Linked DNA regions of Homo sapiens: region 2 is linked to region 1. Evidence: chromatin contacts called from ENCODE Hi-C or POLR2A ChIA-PET data. All regions are on one chromosome and are shown on one strand. Each heading gives the region's core, a stretch centred on a gene start or an enhancer-like site at or near the end of the contact. The rest is flanking DNA. Distances are from core to core; before and after follow the strand shown.

The links. A loop is a pair of places that touch in the nucleus more often than their neighbours do. ChIA-PET counts read pairs that join two places held with the same protein, here RNA polymerase II (POLR2A). Pooled maps may share reads with other maps.
Region 2: a loop to region 1 is called in a map of CD8-positive, alpha-beta T cell, with 6 times the contacts of the local background. The contact joins the promoter of SLC25A33 here to the promoter of LINC02606 in region 1. A Hi-C loop is called at or near these places in 5 of 168 maps with a recorded cell type or tissue (B cell, CD14-positive monocyte, CD8-positive, alpha-beta T cell and 1 more), 10 of 37 single-sample maps with no recorded cell type and 18 of 50 pooled maps. POLR2A ChIA-PET finds 5 or more read pairs at or near these places in 5 of 52 experiments (H1, HEK293T, HepG2 and 2 more).

The regions. Positions count from the first base shown.
Region 1 is chr1:9,426,806-9,432,855 of GRCh38, forward strand. LINC02606 (long intergenic non-protein coding RNA 2606) reads right to left here and starts at 2,191. Exons shown (of 2, transcript NR_104622.2): 1 at 2,117-2,191; 2 at 1-576. RefSeq lists enhancers at 924-1,558, 2,057-2,286, 2,347-2,436.
Region 2 is chr1:9,536,868-9,542,917 of GRCh38, forward strand. It overlaps SLC25A33 (solute carrier family 25 member 33), which reads left to right and starts at 2,598. Exons shown (of 7, transcript NM_032315.3): 1 at 2,598-2,880. The coding sequence starts at 2,825. RefSeq lists silencers at 2,354-2,873, 2,894-3,253 and enhancers at 2,363-2,657, 3,324-3,453, 4,479-4,978.

The DNA.
Region 1 (6,050 bases), core at 941-3,440:
CAGATTGTGATGGTTTAGAGGCATTGTTTGGAGGTGAGGTGGGAGGGCTCTGCTTACATAGAACTTGGCCTCAGCGTACAGACCCACAAAAAGCAACCTCTGGACAAAAGCTGGGGTTTTTTTGTTTTTTGAGACAGAGTCTTGCTCTGTCAACCAGGCTGGAGTGCAACGGCGAGGTCTCGGCTCACTGCAACCTCTGCCTCCCAGGTTCAAGCGATTCTCCTGCCTTAGCCTCCCAAGTAGCTGGGATTACAGGCACGTGCCACCATGCCCGGCTATTTTTTTTGTATTTTTAATAGAGACAGGGTTTCGCCATGTTGATCAGGCTGGTCTTGAACTCCTGACCTCAGGTGATCCACCTGCTTCGGCCTCCCAAAGTGCTGGAATTACAGGCATGAACCACCGTGCCCAGTAGCCATGCAAAGTGCTTTGCTTATATTATTAACTCATTTAATCTTCATAGACAAACAGCTTTTAAAAAAAGCTGTTTTTAAAACAATTTGAGGAGCATCTGTGGATGAATGCTGAGGCCATGTGCCGGTCAGGGGGCAGTCTTCCCATTAGTGGTGGTGTTCTCTGCGTAAGGAGAAAACAGGGTTTTTAATTTTTCATTTTTCTGAAGGGAAGAATCATAAGGAAGTGGAAACAAAAGACTCCCCAAACCATAGCATGAGGTTTAACTCTCATGATACCTTAAGGAAGTAGGCATTATTATGCCCATTTCTATGAATCATGAAATAGATGTGCAGGAGGGTTCAGAAGTCACCCCAGCTCATACAGCGCCTAAGGAGCAGGGCCAAGGTTCAATTCAAACCGAATCCCAGCCTCATGCTAGATCTTAGTTCACACTTCATTCTTTCAATGAGCATTTATAATCTAAACTGTACCTAGCAAACAGGTGGGACTTCAATGTTTCTTGAATTAACCACCTAAATGTGCCATGATGTCAGAGACAGATGTCATCCTCACTGTAGCCCCCAGGTTCAGCACAGTATCCAGGAAAGAATGGGTGCTTGTAGTCCCAGCTACTCGGGAGGCTGAGGCAGGAGAATTGCTTGAACCCGGGAGGCAGAGGTTGCAGTGAGCCGAGATCTCGCCATTGCACTCCAGCCTGGTTGACAGAGCAAGACTCTGTCTCAAAAAAAAAAAAAAAAAAAAAAAGCATAGGTGCTTAATCAATGTCAGCCAATGAATACGTAAAGGAATTCTAAGTTTTAGAACAGTGATACTTTATTTTTCTTTGTTTGTTTGTTTGTTTTTGTTTCTTTTGAGCCGGAGTCTCACCGTCGGTCAGGCTGAAGTCCAGTGGTGCCAGCTCGACTCACTGCAACCTCCACCTCCCGGGTTCAAGCGATTCTCCTGCCTCAGCCTCCGGAGCAGCTGGGATTACAGGCGTGCACCACCACGCCTGGCTAATTTTTGTATTTTTAGTAGAGACGGGGTTTCACCATGTTGGCCAGGCTGGCCTCAAGTGATCCGCCCAACTCGGCCTCCCACAGTGCTGGGGTAACAGGTGTGAGCCACCACGCCTGGCCGATACTTCATTTTTCTGGAGGTCATTTACTTAGTAAGGCCAACTGGATCCTGGCTAAAAATGTGAAAGAAGACAGAAAGAGTCACGAGCAGTGAACAAAAGTCACGGGTCCTAGCACGTAAAAGCTCAAGTACTTGATTCAAAGCCGAAATTCTCAGGTCCTCAGTTGTAGCCTGGTTACCCTTACAAACACCAGTGCTAAAGAGCACGGTTACTAATCTTTCCAGGACACAAGATTTGAAAGCATCTGTTTCGAAGGGAGATGACCTGCTAGAGGAAGCTTGCGGGCAACAGCAAATTGGGAGTTCGACTAGCACTTTCAGACTGGGATGCAACGAAGAACTCGCCAGCAGAGGTAAGAGATGGGCAAGATGAAGAGAATGAACTCTGATTCTCGGATATCTGCCCGCAAGGTGGCTCCGAGAAAGCCAGCGGGAAACTGCAGCATCGCGGAGGACTTCTCTAGTTCAGGTTAAAGAGACAGCAGCCAGAGGGAGCCGACCTCAAACCCAACTCCCGACAGCAACCTTGAGGCCACCCGAGGTGGCGCATGCGCAGTGTGCGAGGTAGTGCTCTTCCTACCTGCCGACCTGCGGAGCCTTCTTACTGAGCAGGGCTTACGTCACGCAAGCGCCGCGGGTGTGTGACGTCATCTGAGAGCGCCACGCGCGGTCCCGAAAACCTGAGCACCCTCTGGCTAAGGCGTTGCTGTAGAGACGGTGCGCCAGCCCCGCCCCCGAGGCGGGATTGGAGGAAAACTGGACAGCTGACAAGGGTGACGTTTCGAAAGCGCGCGGGAGGCCGTGCTGGGACGCAGAGCCCGAAAACCTATTTGAGGGGCGTCTTGACCGAAGGTGCTAAATATCACATGTCCCCATTAAAGTAAAAATGCAAACTGCCCTAATCGGATTTCGTGTAAGGCAGGAGGGCTGGGAAGACTTAAATGTATCACTTCAGTAGTTTAGGGGTGGGAAGAAGAGTTTGGACCAGACTGGTGCCGGGATAACCTGACCTTTTTGAGCCTTAACTTCTTCTCGAAGGGATCGTTCCCATCAGCATATAAACATGTAATTTCCCCCTTCCTGAGAACCCTGTGGTGGCTCCAGCTCCCACCCCATCCCTTCGCTTTCTGAATACCGTAACTCCTTGGAAGAGTGTATATATTCTTTGTCCAGCTCTCTCCTCCCACTCTGTTGAACTCCCTCCAGCCAAACTCAGTCTCTCCCAAGTCCTCCTCTTACCTGCTCTATCAGCAATTTTTGATACAGTTTATCACCCTCTCCTCCGCAAAACTTTCTTCACTTGGCTTTTGGCAGTGCACACGCTTGTTTTTCTCCTCCATCCCTGCCCCACCTTCTCTGTTTCTTTTGCTAGCCTCTCCTCTTTTTCCTGACCTCTAAATGTATCAGTACCCCCAGCACTGGCTCCTTGGACTTCTCTTTCTTTTCGCTTAATCTCTTGATGATTTCATCGGGTTTCATGGCTTTAAAGACTATGTGCTGATGACTCCCCTCCTTATAGCTCCAGCCTGGAATTCATCCTCAAGAAAAATCCTTCTGGCTTCTCAGGCTGTAAACTTAGAGTTCTTCATCCCGTGTCAAATCTGTCAGCAGATCCTATTGGCTTTTCTTTTTTCCCCAGAATCCGGTATCCACTAACAGCATCTTAGACCAAGCCCCCATCTCTCACCTGGATTATTGTAATTGCCTAGCTGGTCCTTCCTCTGCTCCCACCCCGTCAGTCTGTGTTTACATAACAACCTCAGTAATTCTGTTAAAAGTCATATCATGTGCCTCCTCTGTGCAAAAACTACCAGGCCTCCTGTCTCAGAGTAAAAGCCAAACCTTTACCATGGCTAGAAGTGTTCCACACGGCCAGGCCTCTGTTCTAGACCTTTCCTTTCTTGTCTCCGTTCTCACTTAACACCAGCCACAGTGGCCATTCTGCCAGGCTTGCTTCTGCCTCTGGGATCCTGAACTTGCCTTTACCTCTGCCTGGAACTTGTCCTCAGTTATCCCCAGGGCTCTCTCCCTTACCTCCTCCAAGACTTGGCTCAAATGTTCCTCACTGAGAAAGGCTTTCACCAACCTCCTGGTTTTAAATTGCAAATCAGACTCCCCCAAGCCCGCATTCCCATTCCCTTCCTTTTGCTCCATTGCATTTAATGTATCACCTTCTAATAAACCGTTTAATTTAGTTCTTTATCTTATTTGATGTCCCTCTCCGCATGAAGACAGGAATTTGTTTCATCATTGCTCCATCCCCAATTCTGAGACAGAGTGCGTGGCACATGATAGGTGCTCAGTACAGGTCTGTGGAGAGAATGGGTGCATTGCAGAATCCAAGGGTTAAGGCATGGTTAGGAGCTAGAGCTTTAGAGGCTTGGGTTCCAGACTCCCTTTACCACTTAGCTGCTTTGTGGCTTTTTTTTTTTTTTTTTTTTGAGATGGAGTCTCACTCTGTGGCCTAGGCTGGAATGCAGTGGCCCCATGTGGGCTCACTGCAACCTCCGCCTCCCGGGTTCAAGAGATTCTCCTGCCTCAGCCTCCCAAGTAGCTGGGACTACAGGCGCCCACCACCACACCTGGCTAATTTTTGTATTTTTAGTAGAGACGGGGTTTTGCTATGTTGGCCAGGCTGGTCTTGAACCCCTGGTCTCAGGTGGTTCATCTGCTTTGGCCTCTCAAAGTGCTGGGATTCTTTGGGAAGCCGAGGCAAGTGGATCACCTGCGGTCAGGAGTTCGAGACCACCCTGGCTAATGTGGTGAAACCTCGTCTCTACTAAAAATACTAAAATTAATCGGGCGTGGTGGCGGGCACCTATATAGTACCAGCTATCCAGGAGGCTGAGGCAGGAGAGTTGCTTGAACCTGGGAGGCAGAGGTTGCAGATCACACCACTGCACTCCAGCCTGGGCAACAGAACGAGATTCCGTCTCAAAAAAAAAAAAAAAAAAAAAAAGGGCTGGGATTACAGGTGTGAGCCACCGCACCTGGCCATACTTTGTGGTCTTTAAGACATTTATTTAACCTTCCTGAGCCTCAGTTTCCTCATTTCTATTGTGGACAAAATAATACCTAAGGCTTTCGTTTGACAATATTGAACACCCCTAGATGACCAGCAAACATAGCATAGCTCCTGGAGATGCAATGGAGAACCTGAATGTCCCCTCGCTCCCCTGGAGTCTGTATGCTGAGAAAGGGGCTATAGACAGTAGTCATGCAGTCACCCAAATAAGACATTCTTCATAAATTGTGATAAGTGATGAAGGAAAAGCAGATCATGCTGAAGAGGCAGGCTGGGAAAGAACTTCCCTGAGAGGGCGACTTCACTGTCCAAGTCCGCTTAGGCTGCCATAACAAAATGCCACAGATGGAGGGATTTAAACAGCAGATGTTTGTTTTCTCATGGTTCTGGGGGGCAGAAATCCAGGCTGAAGGTGTCAGCAGGTTTGGTTTCTCCCTTAGCCTCTCTTCTTGACTTGCAGATAACCACTTTCTCTCTGTGTCCTCACATACATGATCTTCTCTCTGTGTGCCTGCACACGCTTGCTGCTGGTGTCTCTCCAGTGTCCTAATCTGTTTTTTGAAGACAGAGTCTCACTCTGTTGCCCAGGCTGGAGTGCAGTGGTGGGATCTCAGCTCACTGCAACCTCCACCTCCCAGGTTCAAACAATTCTTCTGCCTCAGCCTCCTGAGTAGCTGGGACTACAGGTGCACGCCACCATGCCTGGCTAATTTTTGTGTTTTTAGTAGAGATGGGGTTTCACCATGTTGATCAGGCTGGTCTCAAACTCCCAACCTTGTGATCCCCCTGCCTTGGCCTCCCAAAGTGCTGGGATTACAGGCATGAGCCACCACACCTGGCCTTTTTTTTTTTTTTTTTTTTTTTTTGAGACGGAGTCTCACTCTGTTGCCTAGGCTAGAGTGCAGTGGTGGGATCTTGGCTCACTGCAACCTCCATCTCCCAGGTTCAAGTGGTTCTCCTGCCTCAGCCTCCCAAGTAGCTGGGATTACAGGCATGGGCCACCACGCCCAACTAATTTTCGTATTTTTAGTAGAGACGGGGTTTCATCATGTTGCCCAGGCTGGTCTTGAACTCCTGACCTTAGGTGATCCACCCACCTCAGTCTCCCAAAGTGCTGAGACTACAGGTGTGAGCCACCATGCTCGGCCCAGTGTCCTAAGCTCTTGTAAGGACGTCAGTCAGACTGGATTAGGGCCCATTCCAGTGGCCTCATTTGAACATAACTATCTTGTTAAAGGCCAAATACACTCACTTTCTTAAGTCCTGGGGGTTAAGGCTTCAACATATGAGTGGTGGGGCACTCAGTTCAGCCCATGACATTGTTTAAAATTCAAAGGATGCATAGAAAGGAGCTGTGGAACAAGAGGAACCTTTCAGGGAGAGAGAAGCGGACGTGCAGAAACCCTGTGGCTGGAAGCACTGTGTTAAGTTAGAGGAAGTGGAAGGCCCGTGTGGCTTGAGCTCAGAGTGAGGGGTCTTGGTGGGAGTT
Region 2 (6,050 bases), core at 1,348-3,847, 110 kb after region 1:
GCCATCCTAGTCAGGGAAAATAGCAGGTTCAAGCCAGGCGTGGTGGCTCACACCTGTAATCTCAGCACTTTGGGAGGCCAAGGCGGGCGGATCACCTGAGGTCAGGAGTTCGAGCCCAGCCTGGCCAACATAGTGAAACCCTGTCTCTACTAAAAATACAAAAATTAACCAGGCATGGTTGCGGGCGCCTGTAATCCCAGCTACTCGGGAGGCTGAGGCAGGAGAAACGCTTGAACCCAAGAGGTGGGGGTCGCAGTGAGCCGAGAACGCACCATTGCACTCCAGCCTGGGCAACAAGAGTGAAACACCGTGTCAAAAAAAAAAAAAAAGAAAAAACCAACAAAAATTAGCCAAGCATGGTGGCATATGTCTGTAATCCCAGCTACTCAGGAGGCTGAGGCAGGACAATCGCTTGAATCTGGGAGGTGGAGTATGCAGTGAGCCAAGATGGTGCCACTGCACTCCAGCCTGGGTGACAGAATGAGGCCTCCTCTTAAAATAATAGGCCAGGTGCGGTGACTCACGCCTGTAACCCCAGCACTCTGGGAGGCTGAGGTGGGCGGATCACGAGGTCAGGAGTTTGAGACCAGCCTGACCAACATGGTGAAACCCTGTCTCTACTAAAAATACAAAAATTAGCCCAGTGTGGTGGTGCATGCCTGTAATCCCAGCTACTCAGGAGGCTGAGGCAGGAGAATTGCTTGAACCCGGGAGGCAGAGGTTGCAGTGAGACGAGATCGTGCCACTGCACTCCAGCCTGGGTGACAGAGCAAGACTCCATCTCAAAATAAATAAATAAAAATTAAAAAAAACATATAATAAAAATAAAAAATTATTTATTTTTACTTTTTTTTTTCTTTTGTAGAGACAGGGTTTTGCCACGTTATCCAGGCTGGTCTTGAGCTACTAGACTCAAGTCATCCACTCTTCTCAGCCTCCCAAAGTGCTGGGATGACAGGAGTGGGCCACTGTGCTGGGTTTTCTTTACTTCTTTTTCTCAGATATCTCATGCCCTAGTATGGCTTCCCCTTCTCCTAGGCCTGGGAGCAATGGCTTTAATAGTAACCACTGTATTTGCATTTTGGAGGACTGCTCCTAAGAGCTGTTTTTATTTAAAGAGTCCCAGCAATCAAATACAGATTGGCTGGCTAGCTCCCACGTTTCCACACAATTCCCTCCTACTTAAGCTCTCTATGTTTACACACAGGACATCTAACTGCTTGTTCTGGTCAAGGTACAGCTTTCCGGAGCTCTGAGAGACGGAAGAGAAAGGGTTGGTACGTTCTGCAGGTGAATGGTGGTCTGCTGAGAGAGAGACAGACAGAGAGACATAGTCCAAGGTAACAGGAAAGCTTCTGGCACTGGTGCCTGTGCAGTCAGTGGTGTCACTGCCAGGACAGGAAATAGAGGTAGAGCAGGTTTGGGGGAGGGGAAGAATGATAAGTTCAATTTGGGACCTTTATTCATTAGCTCCTTGGGCATTACTAGGTGGCAGGTACTGTGTCAGGAACAACTGTGAACAAAAGAAATAAGGTCCCTGCTCTCCTGAAGCTTACATTCCTGTATGGGAAGGACAACTTAAATAAATCAACAAACTAACTGCAGAAGCCCTGGTTCTATAGTCGTGTGACAGACTGCGCTGCAAAGGCGGCCAGGAAAGTCTCCATCTGGGGGAGACCTGGAGATTAGAAGATGTCAGGTTGAGTATGACAATGACCCAGTGACATAGGCTGAGAGAAGCAGTTTGGATATCTAGGTCTGGGCTGGAGATGATCAGAAAAGAAGCAAAAAGCATACTGCAAAATATACGCAGCATATACTACTACTTATAGGGAGATCAAAAATCCACATAATGATAATGATTATTAATTATTTGAGACAGAGTCTCGCTTTGTCGTCCAGGCTGGAGTGCAGTGGCAAGATCTTGGCTCACTGCAGCCCCCGCCTCCCGGGCTCAAGCGATTATCCAGCCTCAGCCACCCAAGTAGCTGGGATGACAGGGGTGCGCCGCCTCGTCCGGCTAACTTTTGTATTTCTAGTAGAGACACGGTTTCGCCGTCTTGGACAGGTTGGTCTGTAACTCCTGGCTTCAGGCGATCCGCCCGCCCGCCTCGGCCTCCCAAAGTGTTGAGATTGCAGGCGTGAGCCACCGTGAGGGCCTCACTGATTATCTAAGGCTGTTTAGATTATAGATTTTTAGATTATGTTTTTGTTTCCCTAAACGGGGTGGTGAGTACAGAGGTGTGAGATGTAACACGTAATTTGTACACCTTTTGCACACGTAAATATCACAAAGTAAACTTTTAAAATAAGGCAAGGCCTAGGGCCTCGCGAGGCTTCTCTGAGGAGCGAGGACCAGTCAGTCACAGCCAGTTTCCACTGCCTCCACGCTCCGGCCTAGGCCAGCCCCTCTCCCCAGTCATTCGCTCGGGGCTGGCTCCGCCCCAGAACTGCGCAACCTCCCCGCCCACATCCGCGTCCTAACCAATGAGCGCTCGAAATTTGGGTCCACACCCCCGTCACGCCCCGCCCCAGACTCGCGCGCCCGTGACGTCACGGTCCGGCCCCCGCCACGTGACGGCCGCGCGCCGGGCTCTAGCTCCCCGCCGGGCTCGCGCCGCAGAGGCCGGTGAGGCGCCGGCGGCCACGCCGCGGAAGGCGCGGGCCGAGCAGAGCCGGGCGTTGGAGCCCGCGCGCGCATGGAGGCGTTGCCGGCAGCCCCCTGAGGGCAGCGGGGAGACAAGACCCGGCGACCTCGCGCATCCCTCGAGCCGCCACGCGCTCTCGCCACCGGGCGGCGACGGGCCGCGGAGCCGGCGCGGCCATGGCGACGGGCGGCCAGCAGAAGGAGAACACGCTGCTTCACCTCTTCGCCGGCGGGTGAGTTCCCGGGCCCAGCCGCGCGCGCCCCACCGCCTGCGGTCCCCTCGGCCTTCGCCCCGGGCGCGGCCCCAGCCTCCCGCGGCGGTTACCGGCCTTCCCCGGGCTACGGCGCCGGCGCTCGGGAGGAGGAAGTCCCGGCGTCGGGGACTGGTGGGCAGGGCCGAGGGAGGGGGTCGGGCCTTCCTCACCCCTACGTCCTGACCGCAGCCCCGAGGGCGGCTGTGCCCCGCCGCCCGTCCTCCCCGCGGCGTCCCCAGCTTTTCCCCATTCTGAAGAGTCAGTGGCCGGTGAGTGGTGCTCGGCGGCGGTCCAGCCTGGACGCTGTGGCGCGGCCCCCCCTCCCCCGCCCCCTTCTCCTGGGGCCTCTCCCGAAGCGCAGCGCCTCAGAGCCCGTGGTAGGATCGCTGATGCTCGGGTGTGCCCGAGGTTCCTCAGGGCAGCGCGGGAGGTCATCCGGACGGGCAAAAAGGTCTGCGGACGTTGGACGTCAGCAAGGCCTGGGTGGTGCTGGTGAACGGTGATGCTTGCGGCCACACGCGGGGTGGCTAAGCCAGGGACCCGAACTCATATGAGGTCTGGAAGGTGTGTTGAGACACTTCTCGCCGGCTGGTAGACGCTTCCAACGCCAGAGACCGCAGAATTGTAAGGTGTTCCTTGTTTTGAAAGCTGCATTAGGTCTATGGTCAGGCACCTTTTTTCCAGCGGAGACAATGCATTTTTAGGAGGTTGAGTTCTGCGGTTAGGAAGGGAGATGGTACCCCTCGCCACCTCCCCTTGTCACCTCCCGCCGAGAATAGAAGGTAAAATATTTTTGAGTATTAGTAATTTTCTTTTTTCCTTTATCACAGCCGGTGGCTTGGGGTCCTTTCGGAGTCTTACAGATATTTGGAGTATTAATTTGAGGACCTCATCGGCCTGGCACAGGAATTTTTGAGTGTAGGATATTTTGCATAAAATAGTTTATTCTGGGATGATCATCTTGGCTTGAGTAGTTGCAGCCTGGATTCCTACCTGGATATGTTCCTTACAACAAACAATGGTTGAGAAACTTATCTTGGAAGATGACTGATGAAAGCGTCCCTGAGCTTTTTTTGTACTTGTATTGTGGGCAGTCACCAGGTTACTTTAACCAAAAACTTCGGTGGGTCTTCATAGATTGGAAGAGTTTCTCATTCATCTCTTCCCTGTCATTCATTCCCTTGCAACCCTTCCCTCCATGTCTCCATTGAGACTTCCTTTTTTTTTTTGAGAGGGAGTCTTCCTCTGTCGCCCAGGCTGGAGTGCAGTGGTGCGATCTTTGGGCTCACTGCAACTTCCGCCTCCCGGATTCAGGCGATTCTCCTGCCTCAGCCTCCCGAGTAGCTGGGATTACAGGCCCCGCCACCAAGCCTGGCTAATTTTTTTTTTCTTTTTTTTTTTTTGAGACGGAGTTTCGCTCTGTAGCCCAGGCTGGAGTGCACTGGCGCCATCTCAGCTCACTGCAAGCTCCGCCTCCCGGGTTCACGCCATTCTCCTGTCTCAGCCTCCCGAGTAGCTGGGACTACAGGCACCCGCCACTACGCCCAGCTTTTTGTATTTTTAGTAGAGACGGGGTTTCACCGTGTTAGCCAGGATGGTCTCGATCTCCTGACCTCGTGATCCGCCCGCCTCGGCCTCCCAAAGTGCTGGGATTACAAGTGTGAGCCACTGCGCCCGGCCACGCCCAGCTAATTTTTTTGTGTTTTTGCTAAGAGGCGGAGTTTTGCCATGTTGGCCAGGCTGGCACTCCTGACCTCAAGTGATGGCCCACCTTGGCCTCCCAAATTGCTGGGATTACAGGCGTGAGCCACCATGCCCGGCAGAGACTTCCTTTCAGAGTAACACAAGGGGGAAGCATTCTTAAATTAAGCCACTCTATATAAATTTGTCTTTCTTGGGAATTTTAAACAACTTGGCCATTTTTTTTTTTGTCTCACACGTTTTTTAAGCCAAGAAGGATCATTTAAAAAAAAAAAAAAAAGGAATTTCTGCTCAGTGATTTTGACTTACTGTTTTTAGTGAGGTGGGTTTTTGCTTTTTGTTTTTTTTCAGACGGAGTCTTGCTCTGTCTCCCAGGCTGGAGTGCAGTGGCGCCATCTCGGCTCACTGCAAGCTCCGCCTCCTGGGTTCACGCCATTCTCCCGCCTCAGCCTCCCGAATAGCTGGGACTACAGGTGCCCGCCACCACGCCCGGCTAATTTTGTATATTTTTAGTAGAGACGGGGTTTAACCGTGTTAGCCAGGATGGTCTCGATCTCCTGACCCCCTCTGCCCACCTCGGCCTCCCAAAGTGCTGGGATTGCAGGCATGAGCCACTGCGCCCGGCCAGTGAGGTGGTCTTTTACAATTTTTCTTTGTATTCCAAACCAGGAGAGTTGCATGCTGGAGCAGCCTCTGTTGAGGCTCACTGTGAGATGGATGGCCCTGTCTTGTTGAATCTCCCTCTGTACCCTTCCCTGTGCCCTCTGGCTGCCAGATTCTCCTCCTAGGGCACCAGCCTTATACCTTGTGATGGAGTACATCTGCAGTGGCCAGCACAGCTCTCCTGCTTGATTAAGATGTAGGTAGTTCATTAGGGTGGCGCCTGAAGCCATTGTATTTAACAAGTTTCCGTTCCTGTCTTGGCAGCAATTGGAGACTCAAGAAAGAAAAGACAGCTTCCAAAAGTATGTTTTCAGAGTAACTAATTGGATTTTGATCCACTCTCACTAGCCTAAAATATTTTACTTTCTGTTAGGGAAGAACATGAAAGGAGCTGAGTGTAAAATGGCTGTATTGTATGGTTAAAATGAGGCCACCCAGAGGTCCCACCTAGTCCGGTGGAATATGTGCTGCCTTGCTCCAAGTAACTAGTTGCTGCTGTTGTTAAGCTGGCGTCTTTCCAGAAAACGAAGTGCACTTCCTTTGAAAAGAAGTCAGAGTCCCCACTAAAAATCTGTCACATTTCTCTTGTTTATTGCATAGCCATTGGAAACTATAACATCAAACAAGTTTAATACTGTTGCTAATTAATGATACTGTGATACTGAACAAGCATTTCTTTATTTTTATTTTTATTTTTTGAGACGGAGCCTCACTCTGTCGCCCAGGCTGGAGTGCAGTGGTGCAATCTCTGCTCACTGCAACCTCCGCCTCCCGGGTTGAAGCAA